Regions from separate parts of the Homo sapiens genome. Here region 1 is linked to region 2. The links are chromatin contacts, found by Hi-C or POLR2A ChIA-PET in ENCODE. All regions are on one chromosome and are shown on one strand. Each heading gives the region's core, a stretch centred on a gene start or an enhancer-like site at or near the end of the contact. The rest is flanking DNA. Distances are from core to core; before and after follow the strand shown. Region 1 holds the start of AP1B1 (adaptor related protein complex 1 subunit beta 1). Region 2 holds the start of UQCR10 (ubiquinol-cytochrome c reductase, complex III subunit X).

The links. Hi-C counts contacts between places; a loop is a spot of excess contacts on that map. ChIA-PET counts read pairs that join two places held with the same protein, here RNA polymerase II (POLR2A). Pooled maps may share reads with other maps.
Region 1: a map of B cell shows a loop between it and region 2 (9-fold over the local background). The contact joins the promoter of AP1B1 here to the promoter of UQCR10 in region 2. A Hi-C loop is called at or near these places in 3 of 168 maps with a recorded cell type or tissue (B cell, CD4-positive, alpha-beta T cell and naive thymus-derived CD4-positive, alpha-beta T cell), 4 of 37 single-sample maps with no recorded cell type and 16 of 50 pooled maps. POLR2A ChIA-PET finds 5 or more read pairs at or near these places in 3 of 52 experiments (A673, HEK293T and activated CD4-positive, alpha-beta T cell).

Annotation. Positions count from the first base shown.
Region 1 is chr22:29,386,670-29,390,580 of GRCh38, forward strand. AP1B1 (adaptor related protein complex 1 subunit beta 1) reads right to left here and starts at 1,901. Exons shown (of 23, transcript NM_001127.4): 1 at 1,755-1,901. It also overlaps a transcript of RFPL1 not described here.
Region 2 is chr22:29,765,857-29,769,669 of GRCh38, forward strand. UQCR10 (ubiquinol-cytochrome c reductase, complex III subunit X) reads left to right here and starts at 1,513. Exons shown (of 2, transcript NM_013387.4): 1 at 1,513-1,692. The coding sequence starts at 1,543. It overlaps ZMAT5 (zinc finger matrin-type 5), which reads right to left and starts at 1,151. Exons shown (of 6, transcript NM_001003692.2): 1 at 1,016-1,151. RefSeq lists enhancers at 386-1,035, 1,005-1,234, 1,036-1,685, 1,595-1,644.

The DNA of each region.
Region 1 (3,911 bases), core at 651-3,150, 380 kb before region 2:
ACAGTAATATTTATATACAGCTTTCTTCAGAAGCCATGTGGAAGCCCTCACGGGTTCATTCACAGGTTCATACCCCTAGGAGCAGACAGGAAGGCGGCAGGTCTTTCTCATGTTGATGTCAGGGAAACTGAGGCAGAATTGAAGCAAGTGAATATCCGCAATGGAATGAGGCTTAGATTCATACAGCCTAGTCCTCCAGCCACCAAACCGTCTCACCACCTCCCAAGTAAGACGTGCTCTGCTCTGGCAAGAAGCCATGGGGCCTGCATATTTCTCAGAAAGGCAAAGATTCTTCCTCTGGGTACCTTCTTCCAGAACCTAGGACCAAAAGATCCCCTAGAGGTCATGTGGTTCCTCTCTTTTTAGACCAAAACGAATGCAGCTCAACCACTCTGAAGAGAAGTTCTCGACAATCTTCAAATAGTTTTCACGGATAGCCTGTTTTGTGTCTCACTGTTCCCTAAAGTCAGGAAAATCTTAGACTCTTGCCCTGAAAGGTATCACTAATAGCAACAGCCTGTAGGATTGTTTTATCCTAAAGAAAGTAAGTCGAATGCCCCTTATGAAGATCAGACAAAAAGCAATAAGGCTACATCGTGACATAAATCCAAATAAATACAACGGCAGCTAAAAATCTTTTTTTTTTTTTTTTTTTTGAGACGGAGTCTCACTCCGTGGCCCAGGCTGGAGTGCAGTCGCACGATCTCGGCTCACTGCAACCTCCACCTCCTGGGTTCAAGCGATTCTCCTGCCTCAGCCTCCCAAGTAGCTGGGATTACAGGCGTACGCCACCATGTCTGGCTAATTTTTGTATTTTTATTGGAGACAGGGTTTCACCATGTTGGTCAGGCTGGTCTTGAACTCCTGACCTCACGATCCACCCGCCTCAGCTTCCCAAAGTGCTGGGATTACAGGCGTGAGCCACCATGTCTGGCTAAAAGTCTTAAATATCCCCTACACCCCAACCTTAACTCCAGTCTTTCCTTTGTCTCTGTACTTTGCAGGTCTCTGACAGCCTGGCAGAAAACCTGGCCTTGCCTCTACTACCCGAATGACCTTACATGTGGGATTTAACCTCTCTGTGCCTCAGGGTCCTCATCGATAAAATAGGGATATTTAATCCCCACAAAGGTTGCTGTGAAGTTTAAATGTGTCATTGTAAGGAAAGTGCTTAGCACAGTGCCCGGTACACAGAAGGGACTCGATAGCCACTAGCAAGCATCTCCCTCGTTATTTTGCAGCATTATCACCGGTGTCTCCATTCAGTTAACTTGTCTTAGAGGCTCCAACAAACAAGACCAAGCCAGTGCCTAGCCGGAGGCGGGCGGCACGGGACCGTTTTCTAGTTTTTTTTTCTTTCTTCTTTTTCAACCTTGGCAAAGAGATAACGCCCTGAACAACGAGGAGGCCTCAGGATGGCCATGGAGGTGAGTCCGAAAGAGGAAATCAGAGCCCGAAGAGTTTTCCCTCAGGCCAGTGGGGAATTCCTCGGGGCCTAAGTCCTGTCTCTCCGGGCGGAAGCCCCAGGAGGTGCTGCGGGTATGGGGCGGCCGAGGAACAGGCCGGCGGCCAAGTGGGCGCGAATGAATGAACGAACCCTCAGCCCTTCCTCCTCCTCTGGCTGGGGACGTCGCTCGCGCCCCTGCAGCGCCGCGTCCTCTTCATGACCTCTGACCCCGCAAACCCCTCACCTAGGACCCCTGACCCCTCGCCCCACTTCTTCTCCTGGCTCGCCCGGGTCCCCGCTTCCTCACCCGCAGGTCCCAATAGCTCCCGGCGCCCCGGCTCGGTTCGGCTTGGCACCAAAATGTCCGCGGCCTCCACCTCTCGCTCTCCCGGTGCGTCCGGGCTGCCGGCGGCTCGGAGCCCCGCGGCTGTCACCTGCCGGGCGGAAGTGAGCTGCCCGCGCGCGGGTACTTCCGGTGGACGCAAGGCCTGAAGGCGGGGTCAAGGGTACAACCCTGGCGGGGGTGGTGCCCGTGGGGCGGGGCAAGAAAAGGGGAAGAGCCCAACGGTATTAACCCCTCGGCAGCCGCGGCGCTGCTATGCTGCAGTCTCCCGCAGAGCCCTTGGGAAACCATCCCGCTAGCCAATTCAGCGTGAGGGGGCCGGGCAAGGTCGTAGGGAGTTTGAAGTCCATCTTCTGTGTAAAGACGGCAAATCTGAGGTTCTAAGAGGGGCAGGGTTTTGCTCAAGGTCACTCATTTTTTGTTTGTTTGTTTGAAATAGGGTCTTGCTCTGTTGCTCAAGCTAGAGTGCAGTGGCTCGAAGATCTGGGCTCACTGCACCCTCCGCCTCCCAGGCTCAGGTGATCCTCTCACCTCAGCCTCCCAAGCAGCTGGGACCACAGGTGCGCAGCACTACGCCCGGCTAATTACTTATTATTTACTTATTTATTTTTTGTAGAGAGAGTCTCACTTTATTGCTCAGGCTGGTCTCGAAATCATGGACCCGAGAGATCCTCCCGCCTCGGCTTCCCAAAGTGCTGGGATTACAGAGGGGTCTCTCTCTGTCCAAACTAGGTTTACAGCTCTAGTTTGGACCCCTCCATTCTTAAGATGAGTGACCTTGAGCCAGACACAGTGGCTCATACCTGTAGTCCCAGCTACTCGGGAGCCTGAGGCAGGAGAATAGCTTGAGCCCAGGAGGTTGAGGTTACAGTGAGCTATAATTGCAGCACTGCACTCCAGCCTGGGCGACAGATCCAGACCCTGTCTCAAAAAAAGAAAAAAAATGGCCGGGCATGGTGGCTCACACCTGTAATCCCAGCACTTTGGGAGGCCGAGGCGGGCGGATCACAAGGCCAGGAGATCGAGACCATCCTGGTTAACATGGTGAAACCCCGTCTCTACTAAAAACACAAAATATTAGCCGGGTGTGGTGGCAGGCGCCTGTAGTCCCAGCTACTCAGGAGGCTGAGGCAGGAGAATGGCGTGAACCCGGGAGGCAGAGCTTGCAGTGAGCCGACATCACACCACTGCACTCCAGCCTGGGCGACAGAGCAAGACTCCGTCTCAAAAAAAAAAAAAAAGAAAAAAGAAAAAAACCATCTGCAATCCCACTGACCTAAGACAATCACTTTTAATATTTTGGTGAATATTCTTCCAAACTTGATAGATCATTTGTTTTTTTTTGTTTGTTTGTTTTGAGACAGGGTCTCGCTCTGTTGCCCGGACTGGAGTGCAGTGTCGTGATTTTGGCTCACTGCAACCTCTGCCTCCCAGGTTCAAGCGATTCTCCTGCCTGGGCCTCCCAAGTAATTGGGATTACAAGCATGCACCACCGTGCCCAGCTAATTTTTGTATTTTTAGTAGAGGCGGGGGTTTCACCATGTTGACCAGGCTGGTCTTGAACTCCTGACCTCAAGTGATCTGCCCACCTCAGCTTCCCAAAGTGATGGGATTATAGGCGTGAGCCACTGTTGGTATTTTTTAACTCACCAAAATATTGGTAAAAGTTTCCCAAAATAGTAAATACATTTCTACTTGGCACTTTCCAGTATCTGCATAGTATTCCATTACGTGGATGGTACTGCTAATCTCAAAAACAATCCCCTGAGGTTGTTATCCATCTTTTTTAATATTATCAAAAAGTTGTTAATAAATAAGCTTGCACTTACTGCTAAGTGCACTTATTGCTAAGTCTCTACGTCCTATCTAATATAGATATTACTGGTTTTTATATTTAATATAATTTTAGATGTTTAAGCAGCCTCAAAGCCTTTAAAAGTTATTTTTAAATAATTATAGACTTACAGGAAATTGCAAAATTAGTACCAAAATTGAGTCCCATATACCCTTCACCCAGCTTCCCACAATGGTGACATTTTATATATCTGCAGTATAATAGCAAAAGCAGGAAATTGGTGGTGTTGGTAAAATACCGTTATCTAAATTACAAACCTTATTCCA
Region 2 (3,813 bases), core at 263-2,762:
GACTCCATCTCAAATAAATAACCACCCATCTTCCCTCAAATGATCTACTACAATAACTTCCCCCTTGCGGTCCACTCTCCATAGACCAGCCAGGATGATGACATTAAAGTGCACATTAAATCTTGTCGCATTTCTCCTGAAAACCCTTCAATGGCCTCCTAGTGCAACTAGAAAAAGACAAGACTCCTTGGCCAGACGCGGTGGCTCACGCACCTTGGGGGGCGAGGCAGGAAGATTGCTTGAGCCCAGGAGTTGGAGACCAGCCTGGGCAACACAGTGAGACCCTGTCTCTAAAAACAAAAACCAAAGAAAACAAGACTCCGTAAGGTGGGTTCCAAGGCCAGACATGAGCTGACCGGAGTCAACCTCTTCACAGTCCACTCTACTTCTTTCCCTCAAACATCCCAGGACTGTAGCTGCCTCAAGGCCTTTGCACCAACGTTTTCCTGTTCAACTCTACTATTCATTCAGGTCTCTAGTCAAGTGTCACCCCCCAGAGCAGCTACCCAGGGTGCAATGTCACCACCACTGCCTCTCCAGTCAACCAAAGCACTATCTGTTTGCTGTACTGCATCTCCCCACCCGCCCACTCCGTAGATTGAGCGCTCTGTGAGAGCAAGGACTTTGTTCACTGCTGGGTCCCCAGAGCAGGGACCAGAACAGGCGCTGGGAAAACATCTGTTGAATGCCCCAGGTACTCCAAAGCCCTTGCTCTTTTCAATCCCAAGCAGGTTCCAAGTCTCCAGCCTTCCAAACCAGGGTTGCCCGGTGCGAAGCCCAGGGGTGAGAGGAACAGGAAGCAGGGCAGATCCGTCCCTGCCCTTAATCCAGGGTGAAGGGTTTAACCTCCAGGACAAGACTTTTGCCGCAGGCTCCAGCTCCTGGCCTAGACTTGGGGCTGGTGCAGGGGACAAGGCGAAGAGTTGAGCCAGGGTCTCGGGAACCCAGCTGCCCTCGCCCCTCTATCCACACCCTATCCCAAGAAATGGTGCGTCCCGCCGCAGGGCGTACGCACAGAGAAGGAAGTGTTCAAGTCTTCCAGTGCGGAGAAAAGAGACTAGGACTCGCCCCTCGACGTCTCGCGGAAGGTACCTGGCTCCCCGGTGGCTGCAGCTCCGGGCTCCTCCTCCTGCGTCCTCGCGTCGCGTACTGCTTGCTGGGATTCGTAGTCTCGCCTTGGCCATCAGTTCGCCCTTCCCAGAGAGCTTTGGGAATCTAAGCCGGGACTGGGCGGAGGGCGGGGAGAAGGTGATGGCGCGCGAGGGCTTCTGGGAGTTGTAGTTTGACATATTCTAACAGCCAGGAATTCTGGAGAAGAAAAATTGGGTAATAAATCTTATCAGATTATCTGGGCTGTCCTGATATGAACCTTTTGAGTTTTTTTCCTCATTCCCAGGATAGGAATACCTCTGTGGTTCAAAACACGAAGGCTGAGATTCAGAGGAACTACAAATCCCATAAAGTGTTGCACGTCTAGGGCCTTTGGGGAACGAGGTCGGCCCCAGCGCAGGCGCGGTGGCGCGAGTTGGACTGTGAAGAAACATGGCGGCCGCGACGTTGACTTCGAAATTGTACTCCCTGCTGTTCCGCAGGACCTCCACCTTCGCCCTCACCATCATCGTGGGCGTCATGTTCTTCGAGCGCGCCTTCGATCAAGGCGCGGACGCTATCTACGACCACATCAACGAGGGGGTGAGGGCCTGTGCCATCCCTGACCTTGGACCCGCCTGAGGGGTGACAGTGGAGTAGAGGTGGGATGGGACTCAGTATACTTTTACCAGGAAGGGGGTAAGGGGTAAACCGTCGGCGTCTTCTGTCTCGAGTCCGCCGTCTGTCCCCTTGGCTTGATGTGAATTCTAAAACGTTAAGCGAGGTTAATATATTTCATTTTGCAGGGGTTGTAAGTATTGCTGTGTGCCACCCTACATACCCACTTGCCCATTATCAGAAGCAAAAACTAAAGGCTAGTGAGAGCAAAGGACTTACTAGCTGCACAGGAAGCCAGGGGCAAGTCAGGGCCAGAAACGGGACCCCTGTCTCTCAGAGTTTCAAGGGCAGATTTGAGCAGGCGACGGTCGTGAAAAGGACGTTAGACACCTTAGACGCCGTGGCTGAAGTTTCAGACGGCGCTTCTGGTCCCCAAGGCTTCCCACGTAGACAGTTGGTATTAATGGTTGAGAGTGGGGGCTATGAAATCAGAAAGCCTTGGATAGGAACACTGGTCCTTGTCACTTAACTGTGGCATTAAGTTGAGCAAGTTTCTTCTCTGAACTCCGTTTTAACTGTGAGATGGAGATATTAATAGTAACCTGAGCACGATTGTGAGGATTACATGAGATGCAGGCAGGGTGCCACATGCCTGGTAGGTGGTACCACTGAAAAATAATCATTGCTTACATTCCTCAGGAGAAAGTGGAAGCATGAGGTAGGAATCGCAACACATTTTTGACTTTTATGTATCATGCACTGTGCTAGGTGCAGTGCATGCTTTATATCGCTAAATTATGACTGTGCTGGAGTAGGCCTTATACATATAGCCCTGTTCCACCACTCACTTGTGTTTTTAATTTGAGACTGTCTGACTCTGCAGCCCGGGAAGGCACTGTCCACTAGTGCTATGCTGCCTGTGACCAGTGCAACTTCCTGCCCCATATGAAAGCATTGCTACTGTCCCATCTCTTGCAAGTGGTTCTGTTAACCACTCCCATTGATCTGGAGAGACATCCAAGTATGTTGTTATAACTCACCCATTTTCCTTGTGCTTTTTTTTGTTTTGTTTTGTTTTTTTGAGACAGGATCTCACTCTGTCGCCCAGGTTGGAGTGCAGTGGCATGATCACAGCTCACTGCAGCCTTGACCTCCTGGGTTCAAGTGATCTTCCCACCTCAGCCTCCTGAGTAGCTGGGACCACAGGCATGCGCCACCACGCCCAGCTAATTTTTGTATTTTTTGTAGAGATGGGGTTTCACCATGTTGCCCAGGCTGGTCTTGAATTCCTGAGCTCAGGCAGTCCTCCTGCCTTAGCCTTCTAAAGTACTGGGATTACAGGCGTGAGCCACTGTGCTCAACCTCTTGTGCTTCTGGGAATGAGAATTTCAGCCAATTTAGGTCCCAGGAAATGTCTTAAATGGCTCATGGTGAAATATTTTGGGACTACGCACTTATAATCTCTTCAGTAATACCTGGGAGTTGAAGAACTGAGACATCTTCCAGGCTGTTTTCCTTAATAATTGTGTGTTTTGGGGCACTTCCCTCAATCTCAAACTGAATTTCCTGTGAAATTAAGATCACCCCTTTCCACTTACTTCACCTGGTGATTGAAAGCATCATAGTATTTTATAAATGCCAAGAATTATGCATGAAGGCTCGGCGCGGTGGCTCACACCTGTCATCCCAGCGCTTTGGGAGGCCAAGGCAGGCAGATCACTTGAGGTCAGGAGTTTGAGACCAGCTTGGCCAACATGGCGAAACCCCATCTCTACTAAAAATACAAAAATTAGCCGGGTAGCGCATACCTGTATTCCCAGCTGCTCTTGAAGCTGAGGCAGGAGAATCGCTCGAACCCAAGAGGCTGAGGTTGCAGTGAGCCGAGATTGCGCCACTACACTCCAGCCTGGGCGATAGAGCGAGTCTCCGTCTCAAAAAAAAAATGTGCATCAAGCATAGGATTGCTTCGAGTTTGCCCACCACAAGTGTATCTTTTTAATCAGGACATGGCATGTGTTTCCCCCAAGCTCATTTTAGAGACCAGGGCAGTGGGAGTAGTTGTAAAATGTGAGAGGCAAAGGTCAAAGTTTGTGGCTCTTGTCTTTA